7 separate regions of the Mus musculus genome follow, and regions 2, 3, 4, 5, 6 and 7 are each linked to region 1. Evidence: chromatin loops called from intact Hi-C (ENCODE). Cell type or tissue: gastrocnemius. All regions are shown on one strand. Region 1 has its middle 42 kb from the start of Gm34633. Region 2 overlaps Polr3b (polymerase (RNA) III (DNA directed) polypeptide B). Region 3 overlaps Rfx4 (regulatory factor X, 4 (influences HLA class II expression)). Region 4 overlaps Rfx4 (regulatory factor X, 4 (influences HLA class II expression)). Region 5 overlaps Gm34405 (a long non-coding RNA gene). Region 6 overlaps Polr3b (polymerase (RNA) III (DNA directed) polypeptide B). Region 7 overlaps Ric8b (RIC8 guanine nucleotide exchange factor B).

Region 1 (4,000 bases):
TACCTTCAGAATGCTGAGGTTAGGTGCCAATACAGCTGGTTTATGTGCACACACACACACACACACACACACAGCCATGCATGTATTTCAAAACAAAAACACAAAAGCTCCAACTGTGTGTTTCATGGAAGCATTACACTAAAGCTGCAAAATAGTCCAAGCTACTCACCACACTCATCACAGTTGTAAATACAAGAAAACAAAAGTTATACGTTGGGGAAGAAAAGGAGTATGACTCATACACTTGTAACTGCTAATAATTTTAACTCAGGAAACCAAAGAGAACCAACAGAAAAGTGGCTATAAACAAGAAGAGCTGTCTGTAAGGCTGCCAGTAGCATCAATGTTCACATACAAAGGCAACAAGTTCACCCAGCAAATGTAAATCCATTTAGGATAGTGTAAACAAAATGAGTAAACTGCAAATCCATGAGTCCATGGTAGTCTGGGTTTGTATTTCTGGGCCTGTGATGAAGTGGAACAGGGAAGCAGCCCATGTCACGTGTCATGTGTCACGTGACCGAGAAGCAGTGAATCCAACCCCCCCCCCCCCAACAAACACACACACACACACACACACACACACACACGGTGTTTTTCTTTTTTGAGGCAGGGTCTCATCTAGCCCGGGTTGACTCACTATGAGGCCAAGGATGTCCCTGGGTTATCTGGATCCTTCGGCCTCAACTGCTGGATTTCAGGGACTGCAGGTACACACACTGCACTTAGCTATGGTGAAGACTATCAGAAGATACAAAGCAGACAGAGAGACATAGGGGTTAAAATGGAGACACTCAACATCATGTAAGTTCATCAGGAGACCACAGCTGATTTTGAATTTGAACCTGGAAATTGTTTTGCCTAAAATGCAAATAATTCATGGCATCTCCAACAGGTGGCAGTGTCTCATGATTTCTTCACAACGGTTGAGCCAACCAAGCAGGCAAATCGCACTTTGGTGTTAGCGTTTACTTCAATACCTTTAATGTATGGAAACCTGCGGGTGACATAAAAACAAAGAGCACAACCTATCCCTTTGTCAGGACAGAGCTGGGGAAAGATGCAGGGAGAGAAGTCTGTGCACATAACATCACATTTAATTTGAATTCTGCTGCTCGAGCAGATGTAAAACACAGCTGAAGATACTTGCTACTTTGAATGGAGATTTCATTGGGGGAGGGGAGGGCTCACCTCATAGACTTATACAGTAAACATTGATGGCCCTCAGTGTGCAGATCTCCTTTCCTGCCCCACTTTTAAAACATTCTCTATTTGACAAAAGCAGCAACATAGCCTCACTATCTTATTATGATCTCAAATCCAAACCATTTATTCATTCGTTCATGATAGAAATAGTTCCAAGTCCTGAGGTCGGGGACCCCTAAGAAAGAGTTAGGGGAAGGACTGAAGGAGCTGAAGGGGAGGGCAACCCCATAGGAAGACCAACAGTGCCAACTAACCCAGACACCTGGGAGCTCCCAGAGACTAAACCACCAACCAAAGAGCATACACGGGCTGGTCCAAGCCCCCTGCACATATGTAGCAGAGGACTGCCTTGTCTGGCCTCAGTGGGAGAGGATGTGCCTAATCCTGTAGAGACTTGATGCCCTAAGGAAGGGGGATCATGGGGGAAGGGGAGGTGTGGGTGAGGGAGGGTGTGGGTGGGTGGAAGAGTACTCTCTCAGAGGCAAAGAGGAGGGTGAAGAACTCGGGAGGGGAGACCAGGAAGCGGGGGCAACATTTGGAATGTAAATAAATAAAATAGTTTAATTTTAAAAAAAGAAATAGTTCCAGGTCAAATTGCATATGATTATTTAACTATTCTTCTTAATGTTCCCTAGCATTCTTTTTTAACGTGTTTCTTATTCGTTCTACCCAATACTGATTTTATTAAGGTATAGGTGCATGTATCCTGTGCTTTGACCATGGTCGTTCCCTCTCTTTCCTCCCTAGGGTTCCCATTCGCTCCTCAACTATCATGCCCTGTATATTATCTTCGTGACTACTTTTTTTCAGCGCATAAGTGTTTGTTTGTATATTTATTCCCGTTGCTCGGAATGTATTTAAGAGCTTAGAAGATGTGCACATATCCAGTGAAGTTAGTGTTCCTGCTGTCACCCCTCCACCGAGACCCGCTTGGAGTGCCTCAGAAAGATCTAGATGCTAATAAACCCAGGCAGACTGCTAGAGGGCAGTAGAAGCGCGTGCTGCTTTTAGTCCCCGACCAGCTCCGGATCAAGGCAGGCTCTTCCCTCCCATTTCAAAAGGGAAGGCCGAGACCCCTCCAGAAGGAAAGGCAGCAGCCATCAAGTTTACCTGACCAGTTACTCAAACAATCTAAAAGCAGAATTGCATGCAGATCACCTGCTTTTTAATGATTTAATATTTACGGCATTTTTTTTTTTACATATAGGTACATTGGAAATTTTTTTAATGTTTTGTGTAAAAGCTTTTTGTTTTGTTTTGTTTTTGTTTGTTTGTTTGTTTGGAAAATGACAATTCAAAAGAAGGAGGATGCAAATAAGTGTCTTTCTGTTTCCCACTCAGTTCTGCTGCTGGAGAGAAACTGCTCACCAAGTCCCAAGACCCAGAGATAGTTGAACTAAATGCAGGCTGACTTCTGGTGCCCTGTCTGCGGTGCAAGCGGGGGTGGGGAGCAGGCGGGCAGAATTCACGCACAGAATCTAGAGTAATGTGAACAAAAGCGTGAACGCTGTTGACCCCAGGCAAACGTCTCCATCACCCACCCACCCAGCCGTGCTCCCCAAAAGGAAATCTACAAAGGTTTCTACGCTCTGAAGTGCCCCCCCCTTCTTCTTCCTGTTGATTTAACAGATCCGAAACCCTACCAGCGGCACCCACAGTATCGATCTTGGTAAATCCTGCCTTCTGAAGCTGTCCCTGGTGTAATTAAATTACTGTAAATACAATTAGAAAGTCCCTCTAGGTGGTCTGTGTGACACTAGCCCCAAAGGAATTGTCTTGAAATATCTGAATCCAAAGTAAAGAGGAAAGTGGCGGAATCCCCTTAATCTTTGGGGCCAGTCCTTTGAGGATTTGTGGCTGTGAAATAACCGGAGGCTGGGGGGAGAGGGGGTTAGGCATAGCCAGCGGCACTTTCAGGAGACATTTTTTTCTGTACCCGGGCCTTCAGGGTCAGTGTGGGGGCTCCGGTCTCCACTGCCAGCTTCCTGCCCCCTCCCCTTGTCTTCTTTCCGAGGCCTGACCAGTGATTTGCAATTCGCTTTCATTCTGGCTGAGCAGGGTCCTGGCCAACTTCGCATCCAGCACTTGTGCACAGGGTTGGGAGCTGTTGCTATGTGGTCCACGTGTGTTGCTCAACAAGCTTAAACTTTGCCTAGCCCGTGCTAAACTAATTTGCGTCAATTTGTCTACATCATGCCAACAATCGTTCTGAATAGGGCATACAAGGCTGTTGAGAAAGGGCCTGGGACCAGATGCCGCCGGCCATTCTGCCGAGCCTCGAGATCTCTAGTTCTTCTCCATGGTTTCGTCATATCCTAGTGACAATGTTAGTTTTTCCACTGTGGAGTTAAAACTTTTTTTTTTTTTTAAACAAAAGACACTGCCTATACAACAGGCAATCCAACCGATTTTTTTTTTTTTGTAAGAAAGAAACTGTTGACACACTGTTTCCTAACAACCCCCTACCCTCAGTTTTAAAGAAGCAAAGAGTGTGAAGTTTTAAAGAAAACGTTTATGCAGCTGTGACCAGGTACTATACAAACTGTCCTTCTTTTAGACTAAAACTGTAAGCCTAAAAGCCGATTGCTTTTTACAGAAAGATAATTTTAAAATAAGAAAATAATTAGCACTTATGCCTACAGACAGTCAGACAATACAGGATAGCCAAAGCCGTTTGTAGTAAAAAGAGTTCTCGTGAAAGATTTGTTTTATTGTTTGAGGCAGGGTCTCACCCATAGCTCAGGCTGATCTGGAACTCACTGTATGTAGCCCATTTTGGCCTTGAAATCACTTT
Region 2 (4,000 bases), 340 kb after region 1:
AGAGGGCCTTCCAGCTCAGCACTCCACCCGCATTCTCTTAGGGTAGCAGACCTGAGCAGGCCGGAACAGTGTTCTAAGCTTGCAGAGATTTTGCTGCTACACAGCTGTTAATTCTTCTGATTTGTTTTTCCTGGGAAGATGAGTGGGACAGAATTTGTTACAATGTATCTAAGAGCTGGAAGGCTTGCACAGGACTGCTCAGAGGAAAGAGACTGATGCTCTTTCACTGTAGTGTAACAGCAGAAACAGCAATAAAAGAAAACGCCTCTCCCCTGGGTGTGAACGAACCCATTTCAGGACCTACTAAAAAAAACCCAAGTTTTTCATTCCTGTTTGTCTTCTATATAACTAAAGCCACTTTAAAAAAAATACTAAGTTGTTACTATTGCCGTGTTGGAGTTAAAACTTAAGATATGATAAGCAAGCATCCCCAGGACCCCCAAACGTCTTAAAATGGAACCTTTTTGATGTGCATATCATGAAGAGCTAAACAGAGGAAACAAGCCTGCCTGCTTCTTTACACTGTGCTAACACTCTGCTTTCTAGTGGCTGCCAACAAGACTGCAGCTAGGGCGTGTAGAGCTGGATTCCAGAGCAGACGTACAGTTTCTTTGATATTTATTTTGGTTGAAAAGGTTTTTTTTTTTTTAATCATACCATGGGTATTCATGCTTTCCTGTATAAATAACAGAAACTCACTTGCTACGCTGTAGCTCAAATCTAGCTGTGTGCCATTGTCTTGTGTGACGTGTCCCTTCCCTCTAAAGCCACATCTTATCCATACTGAAAGGATCTGACAGAGGCCGGAAGTCACTGAAGCCTACTTTGAAAGAGAGCAAATCAGAAATCTAGGTACCCTGAGGCCACTACTGTACAGCAAAGAACAACATGTTGGACTCGGCATCTCCACAAGGACGGGGTAGAGCCTGGGAAGGCTGGTGAGAGTCAGGGTTCCGATAGCCCTTAAACACAAAACCAAAGAGAAAAGGCAGCGCCTCTCAGGCAGGACCCACAGGGATGCTGGTGTCAGCCTGGGAGAGGCTGCGGTCCACCCTCCACACCACCAGGAGAAGGTGGGAACTGGTTCAGGCAGGCTGGGACTTAGGGATGGCAGGAAGACGGAAGACTTGGTAGCCTGGTTTTAGTTGACGTGTTTAATTGAGCTGATTTAACCTCACCAGGCTATTAAGATGACATACATGCTCATTCCTACAGTCAGAATCTAGTCATTTTCCTCTGGGCCCGATTACTCTTCACAGCACAGCTTCCTTTTGGGAAGTTTTTTTTTTTTTTTTTTTTTTTTTTGTTTTGTTTTGTTTTCTCTTCTGCCTTTTTCTGACATTTGCTGACAAAAACATACACAAGGAGCTTTTTTTTTTCCATTCCGTCTTATAATAGAATTGCTTTGGTTATATTTGAACCAGGGGCACCTGTAAGCCAAAAATTAAATCTTCGCTAACTTAAAATTACTTGAGCCTCTGAAACCCCTTTTATATGCCAAGATGGTTCCCATAGCAGACAGCCCTGTGTTGTTTGTTTTGTGAGAAAGCGAGTGATAAAAGACCCATGAAATCGACACAGAAAGCCAGAGCAGCAGAGAGAGGCGAGGACTCTCCATCACCACGGCTTCTCCCCTCTGCTGACTTGCTGAACAATGGGAGCTACACATCCAACTGCAGATCCAACACAGCTGTGCATTTCATTAAATGAAGAGCACTAGTGACACAAGTAAATAATTAACTTATTCTGCCCCACTGACTGTGCTTATGAGACCAGTCATAGCTGACAGAGTTTAATACAAGTTAACACAAAGGGGCCATAATGAGCTTAGAAGTTAAAACAAAATATTTAGACAGAATTTGATGATCTTGAATCTCAAATTAGACAGATGATTTTTAAAGTCTGCATTTTATTGAATCCATCAGGGGTAAAGAACGTTCCTGACCTTTGAAACCCACTTTTCCCCCATATATATTTTTTTTTCTTTTACATTTCTCTGGTTTAGAAATATGTAATCTTCACAACATTGGGAAGGTTTCTTCTCTTTTCTTGCAATGAAAAATTAAAACTGTGTTTCATCAAAGAGCAGAGGCATAAGGTCCATTCTGGCACTAAGAACTTTAGAAAGTTGTGGTGCCCTCCCTTGAATGCTGGCTTAAATGCAAATGCCACGCAGTGTGCTCCAGAGAGTTAACTCCCACCCTGCATCCCAGGAAAGCGGATGGGCTGCAAAGAAAGCATGGCTAATGGGAGCTGTTGGGAAATGATTACCGATTCATACCTTAAATGCTTACACAGCACTTCAGATTGTAAAATAAAATTTCATCCCCTGGCCGGTGCTGATGTCTCAACTCCATTGTTTATAGCACAGCCTCCTGGTAGCAAAATGCAAATACATTTTGCTCAGGAACTTTGATGTACTCACTGGAGGCAACTGGGAATTAGGCCACAGACTGTATCACAGGACTCTTAGCAAACACAAATTCATGAAGAAAAATAGAAGCCGGGAAAGTTAGGAGCAGACGATGCCCTGCCAAGAGAGTGTCACTCCATCAGCACTGACACTAATTCCAAGGGCAGAGAAGGAGAACTTATGGAGTCCAGGGAAACTCTCAGAGGACCCAGGTACTGCAGGTTCCACTACCAAGCTGCTGTCTTTATTTCTACGGCTTCAGAGAGCAACCCAAAAATCATGTAGGTACAGGTTGTCCAGAGAAAATACAGCTGGAATTATGAATCACTTCATTTTCTTAGAATGCACTTCTAATAACTAATATTATGGTAACTGACCTATTAGTTTTAATGGGTTAGATCTGTGTGCTGGAACACTTTAAATAGACAAGTTAACATATCAGAAAAAAAAAAATCAATGTGTTGTAGCTCATGCCAGTAATGCAAGTATTGGAGCAGCAGGAGAATTCTGAATTCAAAGCCAGCCTGGGCTGCTCAGCAAGACCCTGTCTCAAAAACAAACAAACAAACAAACCACTCCAAAAGAGAAAAAAAATTTACCATGCTAAAGCCTTATCAAGACAACTGCAGCCAGTCGTGGTAGCGCACGCCTTTAACCCTAGTACTTAGGAGGCAGAGGCAGGTGGATTTCTGAGTTTGAGGCCAGCCTGGTCTACAGAGTGAGTTCCAGGACAGCCAGGGCTACACAGAGAAACCCTGTCTCGAAAAACCAAAACCAAACCAGACCAACCAAACAACAAAAAAAAACAACTGCAGTGATCTATTTAATGCAAGAGCTATTTCTGAGGAGACACCCCCAGAAAGGGCTGACTAGTATGCAGTTTTCTATTGGTTGTCACACAGCACTCAGATGCACTGTGTGACAAACACTCTAAGGAGGTGAGGACACAACTCTAGGCAGGAGATGCAGCTGACATAGATCAATCCGAGCAAATGCTGGAAGCATAACTGCACTCCCTGCAGCTGAATGCCATGTAGGACACATCACAGGGAGGCTGCTAGAGCCTAACACATCACACTGACTACAGCCTAACCAACTCACTGGGGTTCGCGTAGGGAGATACTTTACCATCAGGAGGCCATGTACTCACACTGCTTGGGAGGACAGAGAAAGTCATCCTTTTTCCCACAGTTACAGCAGGAAGGGAGCCTTTTCCCTACAGTTGCACTGTAGGAAGGGAGCCTTTTCCCTACAGTTGCATGGCACCAGGAGTCTGGAGTCTGTGGTCTGGACTGTGAAGGAACAAACACGACTTGTGCCATGTTCATGAGGCTTATGAACATGACGAGATGGTATCTGTAGAGTTCATCTCTCCTTGGATCACACTCCAGTGGAGGGAAGATAACAAAGAACCAGGTGACCTTAATTTAATCTGATGCTCTTCTGTTTAACAGATACTATTCAGGCCGTCAGTGTTTGACTAGAAAGGAAGAAAAGTGATAAAGCCTTAGGAGCTTAGTCTTTTTACCTCCATCAGGTGCTCCATCAGGCAATTAATTGTGTTAGAAGAACCAATGGGCTAATATC
Region 3 (4,000 bases), 200 kb after region 1:
AGCAATCATGAGAATGGAGGTGGATATAAAAGACTGGCTACGATATTCCATCAGTCTAAAAGAAAATTGTCTAAGGAAAAGGATTGTGTGTGTGTGTGTTTGTGTGTGTGTGTGTGTGTGTGTGTGTGTGTGTGTGTGTGTGTCCATCCTTTTGAGACAGGATCTCTCTATTATGCATCCCTGGCTATCCTGGCACTCACTATGTAGACCATAGTAAACTCAAACTCACAGATATCCACCTGCCTCTGCCTCTGGAGTGCTAGGATTGAAGGCATATGCTACCACATCCAACTAGAATTCTTACACTAATGTAAAACAGGTATATACCAAGGCAACTATTGCTTTTTTTTTTTAAAGGAAAACAGATTAATAACAAACTAGTGGGGATAAATAGAATGATAAAACATAGCCCCAAACCAGACACATGAAGACATTTTAAACAGAACCGGGGAGGCTAAGACAACTAGCAAGAAGGACGGCTTGAACAACCATGTGTACACATTAAATGTGAAGGCTTCGGGGCAGGGGAGCAGCAACTTAGATATGCAAACACTTCAGATCCCACTCTGTGCTAGACGGAAGGCCAGTGTCTGAGCAGACTGACTGGGGGGTGAGCTGGAAAAGGCAGCGTTCCTTAAGATGCTCTAGTACCCATGTTACAGCCAAAGCAAACTCTGACTAAGAACTGTTACCAGGGACAACATCTACTGTGAATAACACAAATGCAACAATTTACATGTGTGTGATAAAAAGGAATCAATTCCCCAGGCAGACAGAACACTCCAATTTAAATGTACTTAATTACAAATCTTCACAAATGAGTTTCAAAATGAAGCAAGAATGGACAGAAACTGACAAATTTATAATTCAAGTTGGAGATAGGAGTTAGTAAAACAAAGGAGAGAAAGTCATTAAGGGCAACGAGAACATGAACACTGCTGTCAATCAATTTGGCCTAACAGATGTATGTTTACTGGACACATCACCGAGCGACACCTGAGCGTTTTTAGTACACGCAGAACACTCACCAACATGCTCCATGTTACAGGCTACTAAACAGGCTTAAATAAACATAAAAGATGTGTTATCATGCAGTGTATCCAATCTGACTACAGGGAAATTAAACACAAGTTAATAACAGAATAGTATCTTCATAACTCCTAATACTCAAAAGTTAAATATTTCATTCCTAAAATAATCTATTGATTAAAGAGAAAGTCATAAGGACTAAAAGTAGGAATATTTATAAATTGAAATGTGAAATCCATAACAAAACATTAGCAATTCAGATCTAGCAATACATTTTAAAACTGCAATGAAGTATATTTACCCTGAAGATGAAAGTCTGCTACAATATTTAAAAATAAAGCAATATGAAATCTACCTCCTTTGAAGACTAAGGAGGAAAAAACATAGTATATGATCTTGAAACAATCTAAAAAATCTAACAAAATTCAAAACACTTTCTTGATAAAAACTCTCAGCAAACCAGGAATGGAAAGGAACTTTGCTGACCCCTCGAGACCTTCCACATCTTACTGTGAATGCTACATACGTTCCCTCTGAGACCTGGGAAAATGTGAAGGCATCCACTGTCACCTAGAGGTCCTAGCCAGTGTAATAGCATTGTGGATGAAAGGAGTATAGAGATTGGACATCACGAAACAAAATGCTCCCAAACCCTAGATTATACATTAATACCCTCGGGAAGCCCCCAAAGAAGCTACCATAAAAACTATTAGAATAATTGACTTTAATAACATCTCATGACAAAAGAGTCACACACAAACTACATAAAGTAGTAATGAATGGTTGGAAACTGAAGAAGTACTGAAGAGAATCCACGTAAAATAAGAAATATAAACCATGTTAATGGATTAGAATCAATACTAGTAAGAAGCTGATTATTTCTGGCTTTATTTATAAACTCATGACAATCTTAATCAAAATCCTACAGGACTTTTAGGAGATTCTGCAAGTGTTATCTGCCACAGCAAAGGAACGATGTTGAAAAAGAATAACAAGTCAGGCGTCCTATCACTTGTTTTGAGACTACTATAAAACCAATTATAGCCAAGGCAGTGTGGTATTGGTGGAGGCTGGCCGTAGAGGACTGGGATATCACTGAGAGTCTGGGAGTGTGTCTACACATGTAAGGCCAACTTTCTACAAAGCGACAGGGAAACAGAAAATGTTCAGCCTTATAAACAGCTTAATTAATCCTGAGAGACACTCAGGAAAATGTGGCCAGGAAAAGAAGAACCCAAAGGGTAGAGTAAGCCTTCAAAGGCTTACTCTAAGCTACCTATTTTGTGATAGTTTATAACAGCAGCCACAGGAAGCTAATACACGTTACTATGCCACCCTCCCCCCCCCCCCCCCCCGCACCCCTTGTAGTCAGTTAGACAGAAAATCCCAAGAGAATCACTAAAATTCATTATGGCAGAAGCCCCCGCTGTTACAAAAAATTATGAGTGTGTAGGGAATGTCCCCAGAAACAAATGCTCCTGGAAGTGGGAGATCTTATTTACAGGAGACAGTTGAGAAAGGGTGGACACACAGAAAAAAACCCGTAGGGAGACCATCGCACACTGGGGTGAGCCAGAAGGGCAAGGGAGCAGAGTCCTGAGAAGACACAGCTGTCCAGAGAGACCGCCCTGCCGTTACTGTCCTTCGGGCAGCGTGGAGCGTGGTGGAGACCCCAGAGGACCTGCTCGGCGGAAGCACGAGGTGCAGTGGGTTTGTGTGAGGAAAGGAAGGCACAGAATAGTCCTCACAGCGGCAGCACTTCAGTAAGAAAAGCCATGTTCTGTGTCCTAGTGACACATGAACAGCACGAGATGCCCGCCAAGGAAGTGGTTGTACCATTTCGCTGTATACCATTCCCTACCTTGGGAAGTTGGAATCATTTTCAGAGTAGAAGCATTTTATTTGCATTCACAGCTTACAGTCTTTAGTTTTGAAAAGCCTACTGTTGATCTTTACAAAGGCCCTGTTACAGTAACAGGTAAGACAAAACAAAACAAAATCAAGTACTAGCCGATGCCTGGGCTCCAGGCAGACACCCAGCTGACTCACCTGTCCGGCAACGCCTGCAGCACCGTGGGCATCAACACACCGGAGATGGCTTTGTAGAGGATGGAGTCACACACACCCACGATGTTCACCACCGTGGAGGAGCCTAGCACGGGCAGCATGTGGGGCGGCATCCCTTGCCAAAAGTGCAGAAGGAAACTTTGAACCTGCATTGACCCACAGAGAGAAGAGGGTTCAGACAAAGCCGCCCCTGCGGAGCCTTGCGTCTCCACCCTCCCCAGCACAGGCAGCTCAGCAGCATCTTCCATCTTCCTCTACTCACCCCCCCCCGCCCCCTCCCGCACCGGGGCAGTGGGAGCTGCCCAGGCTTGGGATGCTGTGGGACTTGTGCCCACTGCTGGCCTGCCTGCCCCTGCAGCCTGGTGTTAGGCCTGCTCGCTGTGAGCTGAGTTAAGTAGGGAGGACTGGACAGGTTTTGCTGTTATTGTTTTGTTTTGTTTTTTTTTAAAAGATCAGAGCACTAACACCCATTGTTCTTTCACCCCCACGTACCTCCCCCCCCCCCCCCCGTCCACCCCCCCCCCCCCCCCCGTGGCTCCTGGGTATTCTGGGAAGGAAGGGGAAGGATGTAGCAGTTACAGGTGGAGAGGCAAGAAGTGTTTGCTACCTGCAAAATTCCCCAAATTCAAATATGTCTGCCCCAAACCCGGGCAAAGTGCAAGGAACTTCTCATATCCCAAACTCCCATTTTCCCAAAGTGCACCTGGTGCCATTATGGAGTTAAAGGTGGTGACAGCATCGCAGTAAGCCAGAGGGACACGTGGAACACCTGCCACATGTCACCAAGACACAGAGCAGTGCTCTGCTGGGCACTCAAAATAATGGAGTCGCCCTTAGCATGATGTTCTGAGCAGGGACTTGGAGAAGCAAGTGGCTGAGTGGATGTTCCAAGAAGAGCATGCCT
Region 4 (4,000 bases), 210 kb after region 1:
GATGGGTGCGTGTAACCTTCCCTTTCACAGCCCCCTTCCTGCTGGTACCATTCTGTGAAATTTCTGCCCAGTGGGCAGCTTGCCTCCATCTTCATGCCTCCTGGGATGAAGAACTCAGGCCCTCCGAAGGCAGCCCAGTTCATTTTCAGCCGATGTAGTTACCAGAAAGTTCTTTGTGTTGAGCTAATATCTACCGTCTGGGCCTTCTACTTCTCAACTGTCACATAACTGCCTTTCCGTCTGTGGGCAATCTGTGGGGGAGGGGCTGGTTCCAGGGACTCCAGAGGTACCTTGTGGTGGAAAGACAGTTATATAGCATACCCCCTTAGCTTTAAAATGTTTCTTATAACTTAAGGTCAAGACAGCCATATCTTAATATGACATTATGAGATAGTTACATTATCATAAGATAGAACCATTTATTTCCTGGTTAATCTATGCATGTAGCATAGATCTTCAATTACAGGAAAGCTACACTATTCTGGTCTGGTCCCGTCTTGGTTTTGCTACTTAGGTTCTGAAGGGAGAGTCAGCACTCCTTGCTAGACATACCTATGTCTCATCTATAGGAGTGGACTTGCTGAGGGATGTTGACAGGCCACGCTGCAGCCTGGAGACTCAGTTTGCAGCTTGAAACATCCCATTGCCTTTAGATTGGCTGGGCATGGGGGGTCCTCGTGGAGACAGTAGAATATGGCTGTGTGTAGAACTTTAAAAATGGATGATGCCTAATTTGCCACCATGTAGGTGAAAGAAAAAGAGGAACAGAAACCAGGCTTTCCTCAGAGGGGACTGTTCTCCAAGTGCATGCTCCTTCTATTTCTACCCTTTCTGGTTCTCCACATTTACCAACTCTTTCTACCATTCCTATTCTCCTTAGAAATCAGAAACTGCATATTGGAGCCAGTGGTTTTCCAAAGACCACAGGCTAGACAAACATTTCCATACTTTCCTATTTATCCAGCATCTTTGTATTCATCTTCTTCCCCACCTTGACAAGGTCTTGCTATGTAACTCAGGTGGCTGGCTTTTAAACATGTGGCCTCACACTCCTGCCTCAGACTCCAAAATCCTGGGAAGACTGAAAGATGTCACCTGGAGTAGCTTAAATCTGGTTCGACCGAGATTTTGAATTATCCACTTTTGATCACCAGCAAACAATTAAAAAAAAAAAAGATTGAAAATGTAAACGAGGAAAATACCTAATAATAATAAAAAAAAAGAAAAAAAAAGATTTTTGCACTCTATTCTTACAACCTTGCTTTTAAACAAAACACCAGACTTTTTCTTTATAAATGAAGTAGTTTGTTCTTCAGTGTAGTCACCCTGGGAAAGAAATCACTGAGAAATTATCTCAAGATGTCCTTTGTTCAAAAATTTTCTGGACAGTCCTTTGGAATTTCTCTCAAGAGCTTCTGATAAACACACACACACACACACACAGAGAGAGAGAGAGAGAGAGAGAGAGAGAGAGAGAGAGAGATACACATATAGACACAGATAGACATATGCAGAGACATAGACACAAATAAAAATAGATACACACACACACATATGCATAGACACCTATACACAAATATATAGACACACAGGCACATATACACATAGACACAGACATACAAACACATAGACACACACACAGATATATACACATAGATTCAGACACACACACAGTCTTATTTTCAGAGTTTACCAATAACAGGGTTTTCCCAACTTTGATCATCTGTTTTCTTCCCTTCCCTTCCACAACAAAAACCCAAGTTCTACTGCTCAGTGGCTCTGTCTCTGGGGTAATAGTGTGTGGGTGTGCTTCCAACCCTCCCCCTCCACAACGCTGAACCCCTAACCCCCTCTGTCCAGACATGACTTCTGCAACCTATGTGGAGATGTGATGTTCCTTCCTTTTGAAGAGGTTTTCGGGTTTGCTGGCTCACTGTGCTGCCTTCTCACTTACAGTTGTCAAAGGTCTAGAATGCCGCATAAGAAGAAGGCACCCTCTAGTGGAGTCAAGGTGCACATTAGCATGATAAAGGTTCTTAGAAGTCTCCCAGGAAAGGGAGCTGTTGAACTGGGTTGGCCACACTTGTGTGGCCACCTCTCTTCCAAGTGACACTTCCTGACCCCTGAAAGTTTCTAAACTATCCTGAGAGGCAACTGCTGTGTATCTTTGATGGAGTAGGACGGGCTGAGCCCCCCTTTCTGATACACACCTGGGAGACAGGAATTCTCGGGGGGGGGGGGGGGGGGGGGACGACTTCACTTCCTCTGCTCTTTACCATCATCTCCTCCAAAAGATCTTCCCCGTGCCTCTCCCTCCCCTTTTCTTACTCTCTGCTATGATGTGAAACATTGAGTCTTCTTTTCATGTCTGTCTTACATATCAGAACGTCCCTGGCAAGCCAGGCGTGATGGTTCAGGACTATGATCTCATGCGAGAGGTCCAGACAAGAGGATTGTGGTGAGCTTGAGCTTGCAGAGCAGGACCTCTGTCTCCTCAAGTGTTGGCTGGCTGGAAGGAACCACAGAGCCAGAGGGGGAGGAAACACGTGCCCATCCCCCCACGTTGTTGGAGCTGGTCTGTGCCTGTGGCCCACTGTATGCTCTCAGAGCAGAGGTTACTTCAACACTCCAAGCAACCTGGAAATGGTCTGAGAGATCACAGGGCTCCTTGGAAATATGTAAAGATTGCTTTACAGAGGACAACCGAGGACAAGGAGGCACAGAGTCAGATGGCATCGAGCAGCTGGGCCAAAGGTTTTTGGATGGCCAGGCTCTCTCCCTCTCTCTCCTCTCCCTCTCAAGGGTGCTGAGAGAGAAGCTGGCTGTCATAGACCTCCTCCACAGTCCCCCACTCTAGGCACAGACCTCCCCACGGGCCTGCAGACCATGCTCCTGAGGAGCATCCTGGGGTCTGGCCTCGAGGTCCAGAGACAGATGCTGTGAATGAAGGCATTGTGGCTGTTCCGTGCTTACTTTGACTGTCCTCGGGTCCCGAGTCTTCTGGTGGTTAGCTGAGGAAACTGCTGCCTTATGATCTGTAAGGGCGACACAAGAACCCATCAGGAGCAGTGGTGTACCAGGACTGAAAGGGGAAGCAAGCCGGTGCCGGTGCAAAGACTGGCTAGGAGTCTTTGGGAACACAATGGCACAGACTCCTGGTGTTGGGGTGGGGGAGGGGGCAGGTGGACAGTACATTGGCAGTTGTGGGGCTCAGACCCTGAGGGGCTCAGTGGGAAATCTCACCGGGCTACCATGCTTTATCTCCTCTTATTCACAACACAGGAAATCCCAGGAAGCTCTAAAATAGACCATTCTCCCTTGAGACCGCCATCACACTTGGAGCCAAACCCACCTTCAGTCCTGTAACTAGGCCTTGTGTACCATCCCGATTTTGTCCCTATGAGTTGGCCTCTTTCCACCCCCACATCTCACTACAGGAAGTTCACCCACATCTCACAGACTTGCTTCCATCTCTGCAGATGACATTTGGGGCTTCTGAACAAGATGCCCCTGCTCAGAGACCTCCTGGGACCAACCAGTGTCCAGTAGCAACAGTTGTCTCTTGCGTCTCCAGGTTCTACTGGAAGGCTTCTGTCTGAGTGCAGCCAGAGCGCTTCCTCACTGAGTACCAATTGCCTCTCTTGCTACTTGAATATAGCGTGTGTGAGAGCAAAGACCCTGCTTGCTCAGAGTTGGGACTTGGGAAAGCTTGGTCTTGCTGTGGACTGAAAAGATAAGGTTCTGATCCCTGTCCAGAGGAGACTATCATAATTACTGTGGCTTGGACAACCATGCTCCTGAAAGAAGTCCAGAGAGGAGGCCGTCTGCCAAAGTAGGGATGCACCAGCAGGCCTCCTTCGTTGGTGTTTACTGAGATGGTGTTTTTGGTGAGGTGATATAATGAAACGTTTATGCGGTGGCACTGGGGAGACAAGGGGACCTGGATTACATCTTGGCTCTGCCACTTGTGAGGTGGATGCATTTGCATTCACAAGGCACA
Region 5 (4,000 bases), 530 kb after region 1:
ACTTGTCTTGGCCCCGTGCCAGCCTAAGTAACGATTGGAAGCGCCGGGCAGCAAGTGAAGGATCAGAGCTGCTGCAAAAGGTGTGGCACTTCCTCTAGGCTGTGCCAGGCGAGCGTGTTGGTTCCTGACACCCTGAGCAAGGCCGATTGGGCAATGGGCCTGTGGTGAGGGCAGAGCCACCTGTGCTGGGGTACTTGGTCATGTTCTGTGGAAAGTGATGGTTGCACACTGGGTGCAGCTTCCCCTGTCTTAGGCCATGTGCTCGCATGGAGTCAGTCTTAGAAACACCGATATTTAGAAAGTTCCAACCTCTCATTTTCTTAATTGGCTCTCATGGGGAGAGGAGTTCCGAGGTAGAATTATAAGGTCAGGATGGAGGACACTGGATGAGGGTGCTGGTCTGACAGGCTGTGCTGCTCTGGGTAACTTGCCCCTTTTCTGAGCTCCACAGTCTTTCTCACCTTCAACTCTCCTTGACTCTGTAGCCTGTCCTGATTCTTGGGGAACTTCCTGAGGGTAGGACTGGGGAGGAGGGCTGGAGGGCTGGGGAGAATGGAGGAGGGCTGGGGAGGATGGAGGAGGGCTGGAGGGCTGGGGAGAATGGAGGAGGGCTGGGGAGGATGGAGGAGGGCTGGAGGGCTGGGGAGAATGGAGGAGGGCTGGGGAGGATGGAGGAGGGCTGGGGAGGAGGGCTGGAGGGTTGGGGAGAATGGAGGAGGGCTGGGGAGGAGGGCTGGAGGGTTGGGGAGAATGGAGGAGGGCTGTATAGGTGAGGAGGAGGGGTAGAGATTGGCCGTATCCCTGGGGGTGGGGGGAGGTGAGTGGCTTTTGTCTGAACCAAGCCTCTGTTCCCACCAGAGACTGACACACAGCACCCCCTTACTTATTGATATGAAGTGGACGAAGTCTCTTCACCTTGAGATGGTACAGACCCATCAGGAAAAAAATCCAAGGCTGCTCAAGCTACTGAATTTTTTCTGTTAGGAGGTATGTGGTTCAGCATCAGGGGAGAATGTGGTGCCATCTAGTGTCTGATCCTGGGATCACAGGAATGGTATGATTTAAACTCTGGTGTGAGCTAGGGCATCATTACATACAGCCCCAAGGCTACTATTTGAAGAGACCTACACGTGCACTTTTCTGTGCTATAAACACCTTTACAGCACACACACACACACACACACACACACACACACACACACACACACACCCCTAATTAGTTCCCTTTGAGAACCTAATGATGAAGAGGTCTGTTCATATGAATCTTTGGAACATTGGCTCTAAGGAGCTTTCTTCTTCCCCAATCCATCTAGCCTGGAAGGTCAGGCAGAGAGACTTTTAGACCGGTAAGCCAAATTGGGATATTAGTATTCGGTGATAACCTCTCAAATTGTGCATGTGTTAAATGTCACACCCTGGGTGGGACACATGTTGTACAGCTCAGGGGATTGGCCAGGGGAATGGGTTGTCTCTGATAAAAAATTTGTTTCCTAAAATGCACCCGGGATCCGAGCCTTCAAGCTCATCCTGTGTACCCCATATTGGCAGTTAGGAAATTGGGTTCTGTGTTCAAACTCCAGCCACACCCCTACCAATCTGTCTGCCCGTGGAAACACTTCTTGTATTCTATGCCTGGGTCTCCCCACTTAACAAATGGATGTGAAGCCGGCGACACCTACTTACTTCATGGCGTTGGTGTAAGGTTTGAAGTACTTTCAAATCTTTCCACTTGGGACGTAACAATTGGCCACAGTGCTGGGAATGCTGGGAGCTGGGGAAACAAAGCTTGTAGCAAACTGTCGCCTCTAGAGTCCATGGCTCCCACCCACTCACTCTCACTGATCTCTTAACCCATTTAGGTCTCTGGCTCCTGAAGGCACTGGGAGGTTTTTTTGTTTTGTTTTGTTTTTTTTTGTTTTGTTTTGTTTTTTTTTTTGTTTTTTTTGTTTTTTGTTTTTGATCCTTGCAGTTTCTGAGATGAATACATGGAAATTGTTACCCTGAAGAATGGAAGCTTTGAGCTTTGCGGGACTCTTTTAAGGCCTGTGATGTCAGAGCTTCATACATCAAAGAGCTTTGGGTTTTCTTGTTGCACTGTTGTTGGTGGGGGGTGTGGAGGGGGCGTCTTCTAGCTAAGAGTTCAGGCACAGGCAGGTCCTCCCTCAGCCCAACCTGGCCTCTGTGTTCTTTCTTACCAGCTTCCGGCGTCGTTTATCTTCTTCTCATACTTCAGAGAGGGAAACTGGGGTTCCAGTAAGCAAGAAGGAGTACAGGAGGGAGGGAAGTCTGCAGAGAGACAGCTTGGAGACAACACTTATGACTAGTCCCCAAGGAAGCCTTCATTAGGCAAGACTCCCACAAATCAAATGCCTCCCAGTGGTTGTTTCCATATGTGTCCAGGAGAGGGCAGTGTGGTGCAGAGGACAGGTTGGGGCCAGGCAGCTGGCCTTGATGGTTCTCGATCATTTTGTTGGGAAATCTTTGTTTTTTGTTGGGAAATCTTTGTTACCTGTCAGATATGAAGCTTGGCCCCAATTTTCCTCATGATCTCTTCTAGTGGAGAATTCTGTAATCCCTACAGGAGAGAACAAAGCAGAGTCAGTCAAGGATTCCAAGGAAATAAGAAACAAGGCCAAGCAGTAGGTGTAGCTGGGAAATTTATTTGTGCGGGGCTCAACTTTCTTTAAGTGAGCCCAACAGGGGGGAAAACCCTTGAATGGCCTCCCCCAGAATCACATGTTTGAGTTAGGAGGGTTATCAAAGGCCCCCCCCCCAAGTTGTTGAGAGTTCGGAATGAGATTGTGACCTGGCCTTTCTTGGGGTGACCAATGCTTAATCCCAAAGACACCGTTAAAGATGCCAACACCACACGCTGGTGGTTCCCCATCTCTGCAGTTTGTAATAGTAGGGGTGGCTTTCTTTGGAGACGGGCATTCCTTCCAAAAGTGGATTGATGCTAAGCCTGTGGTGGCTTTGGGGTGTCCCTTGGCAGAGACGGAAAGTGAGGTCGGCAGTCTAGGCTTAGCCCCGACGGCCCCAGCATCTCTCATCTTTGCTTGGGAAACCCTCACTAAGCTTGTTCTTGAACAATTTCATACATGTATATAATCCGTTCTCGTTTCTGCTGCCCTTTCCTCTCTTCTCTTCCTAGTCTTTTTCCTCCCTTCTCATTCTTTTGCTTTATTTTGTGACTTTCTGAGCTTAACCAGGGTGATCCGTGGCTATATTGAACCCTACTGTGGGTATACAACTGAAGACAGTAACTACCTGTCTTAGGGTTTCTTTTGCTGTGCAGAGACACCATGTCAACCCTTATAAAGAAAAACATTTCACTTTGGGCTGGCTCACAGGTTCAGAGGTTTAGTCCATTATGGCCATGGCAGGAAGCAGGTGTGGGCAGATGTGCTGGAGAGGTAGCTGAGAGTTCTACATCTGGATTAGCAGGCAGCAGGGAGGGAAGGAGGGAGGGAGGGAGAGAAGAAGGGAGAAAGGGAGGGAGGGAAGAGAGAGAGTGAGACAGAGAAAGAGAGACAGAGAGAGGAGACTGGACTTGGCTTGAGCATTTGAAACCTCAAACCCTATCACCAGTGATAAACTCCCTCCACCAAGGCCACACCTACCCCACAAGGCATATTTACCCCAACAAAGCCACACCCACCTCAACAAAGTCACACCCACCCCACCAAGGTCACACCTACCCCACCAAAGTCACACCTACCCCAACAAGGTCACACCTACCCCCAAAAGGCCACACTTTCTAATAGTGCCATTCCCTGGTGACCAAGTCTTCCAATCTATGATCCTCTGAGGGCCATTATTATTCAAACCACCACACTACCCTTTCCCACAGAACCTTTCAGTAGTCAGTAGTCTACTAAGTAGAAAGGAGCAGAGGCCTAAGAGTCCCCCTCCTTACTCCATGACTGACTACGAGCAGGCTCAGTCTTCTGCAGACTATTGCCGGAAGCTAGCTGAAGCCAGGAAGAGATGATGATTGCTT
Region 6 (4,000 bases), 400 kb after region 1:
CCTTCAGCAGCCATGGCTACAAACAGATGATCGCGTCGCCATGGAAACAAACAAAATGCCCACCCATTTTGCTTTACAGACATAATTTAGGCACCTGAAAAGTAGCATTCCGTGGAACTCTTTGTACTCCTGAAACCTCATCATTCCCACTAATAAATAAGTCAGGAGAAAATGCTGTACAATAATAACCTTAGGGAAAAATGGCCGAGATAATGTTTGTCTGAAAGTCACCAATGGTCACATGGTCAGTTAGAAAGTGGCATGATGGGCTGGTGAGATGGCTCAACAGGTAAGAGCACCAGACTGCTCTTCCAAAGGTCCTGAGTTCAAATCCCAGCAACCACATGGTGGCTCACAACCTTCCGTAATGAGATCTGACTCCCTCTTCTGGTGTGTCTGAAGACAGCTATAGTGTACTTACATATAATAAATAAATAAATCTTAAAAAAAAAAGTAGCATGAAACTGTTCTCAAACATAGACAAAGTATAACTTTTAAAGGTAGGAAAAAGAAAACACTAGTGAGCATGGGAGAATGACTTGAACCTATGGAGAGACACTGATATACACTGTGTAAGGATTCTGATGAAGGCGACTAAGAAATACAGCCAAGCTCTGGTTTTCTGTAAAGTAGCTGAAATTATTTATTGCTAGCAGCAGTCCTGGTAGATAAGGGAACATCGATGACTCCTTTAAATCTGCAGTTGTTTCTCTTTAAAGACAAAAAGCACCCATAGAAGTTGGTATCCTAGAAACAAAGCCTCGCTCCCAAGATCCTTTGGGGCTACAGATGCCACTGCAGTGCCAGTGCTGAAAGCTTGTGACATAAAATGGGAAAGGGGAAGATTCACGGGCAGGAGAACCTAGGCGGTGATTCAGACCCATAAATACGGCTGCTCCAGGCCTCACAAGCCCAAATGGTCAGACTCAGACTCACCAGGGCATCGGGAAACCCTGCCACTTTTGCTGCTTTTAGCCAATTGTTGGTTACAATCGTGTCCTAATGACTGTCAACGGCTGGGTTAGGGCCACACCACACACAAGGGGAAACGACGTGCTTCTCCTAGAGCCCCAGTTTATTTTCCTCAGCTCTGACAAAAGTGGGTAAGGAAGGCTGAGCAAAGAGAAAAGCCTTCTATCCTGGGAACACGTGATTTCATTTGGGCTTCAGAGGTGAGTTTTCTCTTGAAAGATGAGTTACTCAGGACTCAGAGAGGTAGAGAATTCTGCCCAAGATCACATAGCTACTAAGTGGAGAAGCAGAGATTTAGGCTACTCTGTGTGTCTGTAAACTCTCCAGGACCCTGCGCTGCCACCCAGGGAGAGATGTGAGAGGTGATAAAAACACAAGTTTTCAGCAGTGGACTGAACACTCCTGAAGGGGAGACCCAGAGTGACAACTGTATGCGATCAAAAGAAAAGGGGGTTAAATGCTTATCTTAAACGTTAGACACTGCTTGTCCTATCAATTAATAAACACATTTTTGGAAAGTACATTAATAATGACCACATTTCAAAGTCTCAGCATGTGTCTAAGACTGAAAACACCTGAGTTGAAAAAAAAAAAAGAAAAATATACCTAAAATCCTACTTTAGGAAACTGAAAAATAAATTACACACATAAAAATCCCTAACGATGAAGGTGCAGACAGAAGCCATCGTCTACTGTAAGTAAAATACAAATAAGTTGTTACGTTCATTACAAGTCACAAGAAAAAGAGCTGTATAACAGAAACAAGCTTCACCCTTTAGAGCGTCTCTTCATTTTTCAACTGGCTACATCATAAAAACGACAAACTGTTAACTCATAGCCTTTCTTTTTTTTTTAGATAGAATTTAAGTCAGCTATATCTGTTTATATTTTCAACATAAATATTAAACAAATCTGTAACAGGAGAAATTGTTTTATTAAACTTTGGTCATGTAGATAAAAAAAGGAATGTTAAAAGCTTTCCAGATTTTTAATCCATGTATGCATCTCATTACACATGGTAAAAAGATCATATACTTTCTGTGTAATTAACACTCTTAGTCTAAAAACAGAAATGCTATTCACATTCAAAAACTTTGGGGGAAAAAAAAAGTCCCATGGATACATGGAGACATACTGCCCTCTGCTGAAGATATAATTCGAAGCTGGCAAATAACATTTCTCCATCATTGTGTATGTACATGAGACACTTTGGGAGCTGTAGGATTCCTCTAAGAAAAGCCATCACACAGACTTGTTATATTATAATACACACACACACACACACACACACACACACACACACACAAACACACACACAATTCCTTCTGTGCGTGAACATCCAAACTTCAAAGAAAGGAAGACAGCAGACATGTGTGAGACTCTCTGGACTACTGATGAAATGGTCCTCTGACTATCACTGTCACCTGGTAAAGAAAATTAATGACTCAATCCTTTCTAAAACTCAGAAGCATATTAAGCTAAACATAAAAAATATCCCACAGAATCACTTTCATATGACTGCATCTCAAATACAGTTATTTCTCAAGTTAAAGAACCTGTCTAGTCAGCATCCAGTCCATACCTGAGAATGACCAAGGGCAGAGCCCATCGGAAACTACAAACCAGACTTGAAGTCGGATTCCCTGACTCTCATGCTCTCTGGGAACATCTTTCTTTAGTAGAGGCTCAGTCTCTTGTTACCCCAAATGATTTTCCGTTTTAACCAGCTTACTGCCACTGCTGGAGATTTCTGCCTGCTGATAGAAGGGATTTCTACTATAAAGCAACTATGGCTCAGGAATGCTAAGTCCTAAAGTGAACCGGAAGGGCGGCCACCGAGCAGTGCTAGTGTCTAGGATCATTTGGCATGCTGTGCTGAGCCTCCTGAGACCATCTGGGCTCTTGATCAGCCAAGCTAGTCATCAAGCTCCACGCTATACACATGTACACCTCACACATGGTAAGTGGCCACAGGAGCTCTCCGAGAACAGCATCAATTCAGCATTTCTACAGGAAACTGCTTTTCAGGTTCTAAGCCAACACTTCGAACAAACTTTTAAGCATCTAGTTGTATAGTAAAGATACCAGTTTATTTAGAGACAAGAGAATCTAGAAGTCTATAAGAATGAACAGATCTAGAATGTCCTGGATAGAGCCTACAGATGTCCCTGTGACATGTCAGGGCACGTTTGTAACATCAAGGGCTCTCATGGCCATGCACAGTCTGTCCCGACACACAACTTGATGGGACTTAGAAGCTACCCGGAGACAGGCTTCTGGACATGCTGGGGGACCGTCTTGATTAGACTACTGAGGTGGCAAGACACAGCCACTCTAGGTGATGTCATTCCCTGGGCTGTGATCTCAGACTTCATGAAAAGGAGGAAGTGAACTGAGCAAACACATCTATCCTTCTGTTCCCTGACCATGGATGCAATGTGACCAGCTGCTTCAGGCTTCTGCCATTTTAATTTTCCTGCCATGATTAACTGTGAACCAAAATAAACCCTTTCTTCCTTCTTTTACTTTTGTCAGAGTCACGTTTGCATGTACAACGATCAGGCACATCCAAGATGTGAGTTACAAAGCCAAAAAAGAGCTAAGTGTAAAATAATGTGCACTGCATGCATCAACAAAACAGATCTATTTCTATTCATGAATATGCAAACTAGCTCCTGAAAGACTCATGGGAGACAGTAATAGGGTGGTGTTTGGTAGCACTGTCTGGTTAGGGAGAGGGTAGAGAAAGGCTTACTCATCACTACCTACCAAAATGCTAATTATGTATGAAAGAACACTAGGTCTGGTGAGATAGCTGGGCGGGTAAAGGTGCTACTGTCAGGCCTGATGAGTTCATCTGGAATCCACATGGTGGAAGAACTGACTTCTACAGATTGCCCTGTGGCCTCCACACATACACTGTGCACATTCACACATACATACATGTCAACACTTACATGAAGGCACAAAAAATAGATAAAATGTGATAAACATTTTGATTAATATAGAAACCAAACCAGAGGAATTC
Region 7 (4,000 bases), 120 kb after region 1:
CCCCAACTCCACAGTTCCACTATTCTTATCCCCCGAGGAAGGTACCCTAAAAAGTAACATAAAGATCACATAGGGTGACCCAGGAAGATGGCTCAGTAAATAAGTAAAAGCACAGGCTGGCCAGCCTGATGACCTGAGTTCTGACGTGCCAGACTGCATCAGTAAGCCAGTGTTGCTAAAGAGAAACAAGAGGTACAGACAGGAGGACCAGCAAACGCAGCCACTGCACAGCAGAAGCTCCTAACAACGTGGGAGTGAAGCCGCCATTCCAGGAACTGGACTAGAGAGAGTCCCCATCTCAGGTCTCACCACACATGTCATGTCCATTCCCACGTGCACCTGTGGGCATATGAGCATGCATGTGCACACACACAGTCATTGTTTTTAAAGATCACGCGAAAACCCTAAATTAGAAGAGCTTTTCTGTCCTTTTCCCCTATCTGGCAAAACATCTACAGTGAAAGGTACAGTCTGGAATAAAGCGCAAATGGCTTGATTTGCACTATGGCTAGGCATTCATTCTGCCTAACAGTTAAGATCTGTACTAGGGTCCTGCTAGACAGGAGCTTTAAAAATAAAAACCTGAGGTGTGTACCTGATATTGAGTGCTCATCTTTGAATGGAGTTAAAAGTATTTAAAGTCATCATCTGTAGGGTGAGGGGCACGCAAAACCTTGGATATGCTAAAAAGCAGTCTCAGCTGAGTTGGGGGAGAGCTGGGAGAGGGAAAGACGCAGGGAGTCAGGCGCTGAGAGCCTTGGCTAGACTAGAAAGCATTCTACAGCTGTACTCTTTCCCCACTAAAAGGCTGTCTTGGAAGAGACTGGTTTCAGACTGAGCACTTTATTTGTACTATGTACCTATGTGTTCCCTTAGGTAAAGGTATCCAACAAATTTTGATTCAAATTTAGACATAATATTAAGCTTTTGTTTAAAAAAATTTTTTTAATTACTTTGACATTTTCAGCTGACCAGAGTAAGAACAAAGGCTTTCAGAACAAGCATCCATGCCTCGAGCTATGTTACCTACAAGTGGATTCAAAGCCAAGGATTAACAATTCTGCCTTGGCACATTTCCCTTGGAGGAAGGAAATTCACACACTTGCCACTCGTTTTCCACAGTCCGCAGTGACAATCGCTAGCACCTATGTATCTGTAACTGAGTATGCATCAAACCAAGTACCACAGGCTAACAGCAAGCCAGGAATCTAAGCCTAGCATGGGTCCCAGTGCAAAGGACCACTGAGGAACCGTGTAAATGACACATGTTCTAATATGCAGATCCACGCCTAAAAGGGAAAGCTTAAAAACTGATGTATCTGAAATAACAAAATGGACTTTTGTATTCAGATACATTTATTTCACTATATAAACTGGCTTTGTAAGTAATACTACTCTAATTTAATAAAGAAATCAAGAAAGTTCAATTTTGGAAAAAAAAAATCCAGAAAGCACTGGTTTATGTTTATGCCCCCAATCACACTATTCTAAAATACAATTGTATTATACTGTGTTATTAAATAATTATGGTCTTAAATCAGTTCAATCTATTATGATTCAAAAGTTTACCAAAAAAGCCTACTCCACAGCAGTACAGTCAAGCAGCAGCATCTAGTGGACTTCCTTGCTGCACTTCTCTGTGTAGGATTTAGCAGAACTCCAAGCCGTGATCACTCCTGAAATATACTTTTGTATCTTGCTTCCTCAGTGAACAACACTGTGAGTTGTATTTTGCAATTCTGATGTGTAACTAGAAGAGCGTAAAACACAGAACCACACAATATGCTCTACTCACAGGAATTCTAGCCTCCACTCAACTTCCAAGTTCCTTCCCCTCATCTTAACTTGCATTAGTGTAGGTGCCTATCCAGGGCCTCATGCAGTGCTGGGAGCTAAGAATCCAGGGTAAATAATCCAGGCTTCTTGTCCCCATGAAGAGCTCACAATTTCAACTCAGCAACTGACCTACCACTTAAGAGAACTGAGTCTAAAGCTATGAAACATGCTTGTACTTTAGGTATGTTAGTGCTCATTCTTCTGAGGAAGATGATGTTAGTTATATACAGGAAGGTTTTCCACCGGTGATAATGCTATATTCTCAGGTACAGGTCAAAGAGGGTCAAACATTCTACTCCTCTCCACACCCCCGGACAGAGGATTGAACCCAGGGCCTCACACATGCTAGGCAAACTGTGTCCCTGAGCTGTAACCCAACCCAATTCATTTTATGACATATCTTTATCAACTTTTATTGCAATACTCTTTACTGCTTTCTGAGAAACATTTTGGGTTAAAAAGCAAAGTAAGAGCCCTCGCTGTCTCAAGATGCGGGTATGCAGGTTATTCACCATTTGCTTTCCCCCAGCCCACAGATCTGCACGATACATGTGTGTGTGCACTGACAGCTAATCGCAGCCCGCCACTGTAGGGGAGGATGTAAATAAGCAGGTGCTTCTATCCAAACTGCAATAATTCACATGCACCTGTCATGATTTGCATCAGATGCACAGACATTAGAATTGCAGCCAACTTTATTCCTTAAAGAAAATACATACATTCCCCTTTGCTAGCTCCTACCTTAAGCCTGACCTTTTTTCCCCAAAGATTTATTTATTTATTTTATGTATATGAGTATGCTGTAGCTGTCTTCAGACACACCAGAAGAGGGCGTCAGATCCCATTACAGATGGTTGTGAAAGCCACCATGTGGTTGCTGGGATTTGAACTCAGGGCCTCAGGAAGAGCAGTCAGTGCCCTTAACTGCTGAACCATCTCTCCAGCCTTAAGCGTGACTCTTAAATAGTGTCTCAACAGTGATGAAATAATAGGTAAAACAAGCCGGGCGTGGTGGCGCACACCTTTAATCCCAGCACTCAGGAGGCAGAGGCAGGCAGATTTCTGAGTTCAAAGCCAGCCTGGTCTACAAAGTGAGTTCCAGGACAGCCAGGGATACACAGAGAAACCCTGTCTCGAAAAAGAGAGAGAGAGAGAGAGAGAGAGAGAGAGAGATAAAACAAGGTATTGGATCATAATTTTAAGTATTCCAAACTATATTTCAAAAGGTAATGAGACAGCTACATAGGAGTAGACACAGAAGAACTATGCCTACTGAAGAATCCTTTCTGTATAAGGCTTCATTCACCACATTCCAGCAGTGTGAGCATTTGTCTCATTGTTAAATGCCCACCACACTGAATGGCACTAGAGGGAGAAGCAAACCTCTGTAAAACTGAAAATTACAGCAGAAGTGTCAGGGACCAGATCTAGAGAGCATCACTTGTCACCCTACGCAGAGAGGCGCCACTGCCTCTTATTCTAGGTTGTCACAAAGTTGTTGGTTTTTTTTTTTTTTAATATTAGAAAGATATTACTATGGGTGGATGTTTGGTTGATTTTTCTAGCACAGCACTGCCTTTATGAAAGCGAGCAAAGTCTTGATTTGTTGTTACCAATGTAATGACTTGACAGAAGGCTCTAGAACAATGGTTCTCAACCTTCCTACTGCTATATATGCCCATTTAATGCAGCTCCTCATATTGGGGTGACCCCAACCACAAAGTTACCTTCGATACTATTTCATAACTGTAATTTTGCTACTGTTATGAGTCATACTACAAATGTCTGTGTTTTTCTGAGGTTCTTAGGCGACCCCTGTGAGGAGGGTCATGTGATCCCCAAATGGGCCATGACCCACAGGCTGAGCACCGCTGCTCTGGAAGCACATTCAGGACAGTACAGGACAGCAAAGGATCTGTATGGTCATTTGATTTCTTACGTTTCCACACTGGGCTCAGTGCAGTGCCTACTGCTCTGTTTCCACAGAGAGCCTCTACAGCTGTGAGCATGGGGCTGTCCTGCAGTTTCCCTGTCAGTATCTGAAAGGCACTGGAGGCATCAAAGTGTCACTAGTGGTTTTAACCCTTGGAGACTGAAATGGGTTTGTTTGGTGATGTTTTGCATTAATGAAGATTACCTACGTAGGTCCCTAATGACTCTTGTT

What was found. Hi-C counts contacts between places; a loop is a spot of excess contacts. Peaks named below come from ENCODE experiments on the same cell type or tissue, not always from the same donor. Only the 100,000 strongest peaks of a DNase experiment are listed, where the experiment ranks them.
Region 2: a loop joins it to region 1, with 2.1 times the contacts of the local background. A loop is called at or near these places in 8 of 42 quality-filtered maps.
Region 3: it touches region 1 in a loop (2.5-fold over the local background); 16 of 42 quality-filtered maps call a loop at or near these places.
Region 4: a loop joins it to region 1, with 12 times the contacts of the local background. A loop is called at or near these places in 15 of 42 quality-filtered maps.
Region 5: it touches region 1 in a loop (2.6-fold over the local background); 12 of 42 quality-filtered maps call a loop at or near these places.
Region 6: it touches region 1 in a loop (8-fold over the local background); 19 of 42 quality-filtered maps call a loop at or near these places.
Region 7: it touches region 1 in a loop (2.6-fold over the local background); 4 of 42 quality-filtered maps call a loop at or near these places.

Annotation. Positions count from the first base shown.
Region 1 is chr10:85,043,710-85,047,709 of GRCm38, reverse strand. No RefSeq gene overlaps it. Among named protein-coding and RNA genes, the nearest start is that of Gm34633, 42 kb to the right of the region's middle. In gastrocnemius, CTCF peaks have their summits at 901 (motif pointing right) and 2,188; DNase peaks (open chromatin) are centred at 940 and 2,203; H3K4me3 peaks cover 1,301 bases; H3K27ac peaks cover 343 bases.
Region 2 is chr10:84,708,682-84,712,681 of GRCm38, reverse strand. All of the region lies in intron 23 of Polr3b (polymerase (RNA) III (DNA directed) polypeptide B), which reads right to left. Among named protein-coding and RNA genes, the nearest start is that of Rfx4, 45 kb to the left of the region's middle. In gastrocnemius, a CTCF peak has its summit at 2,405; no DNase peak of the experiment used is centred here.
Region 3 is chr10:84,843,443-84,847,442 of GRCm38, reverse strand. It overlaps Rfx4 (regulatory factor X, 4 (influences HLA class II expression)), which reads right to left. Exons shown (of 18, transcript NM_001024918.1): 8 at 3,079-3,242. The region is part of intron 2 of Gm40728 (a long non-coding RNA gene); the gene reads left to right. Among named protein-coding and RNA genes, the nearest start is that of Gm40728, 18 kb to the left of the region's middle. In gastrocnemius, no CTCF peak of the experiment used is centred here; no DNase peak of the experiment used is centred here.
Region 4 is chr10:84,834,328-84,838,327 of GRCm38, reverse strand. It overlaps Rfx4 (regulatory factor X, 4 (influences HLA class II expression)), which reads right to left. Exons shown (of 18, transcript NM_001024918.1): 5 at 2,974-3,035. The region is part of intron 2 of Gm40728 (a long non-coding RNA gene); the gene reads left to right. Among named protein-coding and RNA genes, the nearest start is that of Gm40728, 27 kb to the left of the region's middle. In gastrocnemius, a CTCF peak has its summit at 1,995 (motif pointing left); a DNase peak (open chromatin) is centred at 1,963; H3K27ac peaks cover 183 bases.
Region 5 is chr10:84,512,669-84,516,668 of GRCm38, reverse strand. Gm34405 (a long non-coding RNA gene) reads left to right here. Exons shown (of 4, transcript XR_380642.4): 1 at 1-353; 2 at 859-987. Among named protein-coding and RNA genes, the nearest start is that of Gm34405, 3.0 kb to the left of the region's middle. In gastrocnemius, CTCF peaks have their summits at 1,024 (motif pointing left) and 2,400 (motif pointing right); DNase peaks (open chromatin) are centred at 55, 1,023 and 2,396.
Region 6 is chr10:84,639,885-84,643,884 of GRCm38, reverse strand. The region is part of intron 9 of Polr3b (polymerase (RNA) III (DNA directed) polypeptide B); the gene reads right to left. Among named protein-coding and RNA genes, the nearest start is that of Gm17249, 19 kb to the right of the region's middle. In gastrocnemius, a CTCF peak has its summit at 2,110 (motif pointing left); no DNase peak of the experiment used is centred here.
Region 7 is chr10:84,928,322-84,932,321 of GRCm38, reverse strand. The region is part of intron 2 of Ric8b (RIC8 guanine nucleotide exchange factor B); the gene reads right to left. Among named protein-coding and RNA genes, the nearest start is that of Ric8b, 13 kb to the right of the region's middle. In gastrocnemius, a CTCF peak has its summit at 1,624; no DNase peak of the experiment used is centred here; H3K27ac peaks cover 1,328 bases.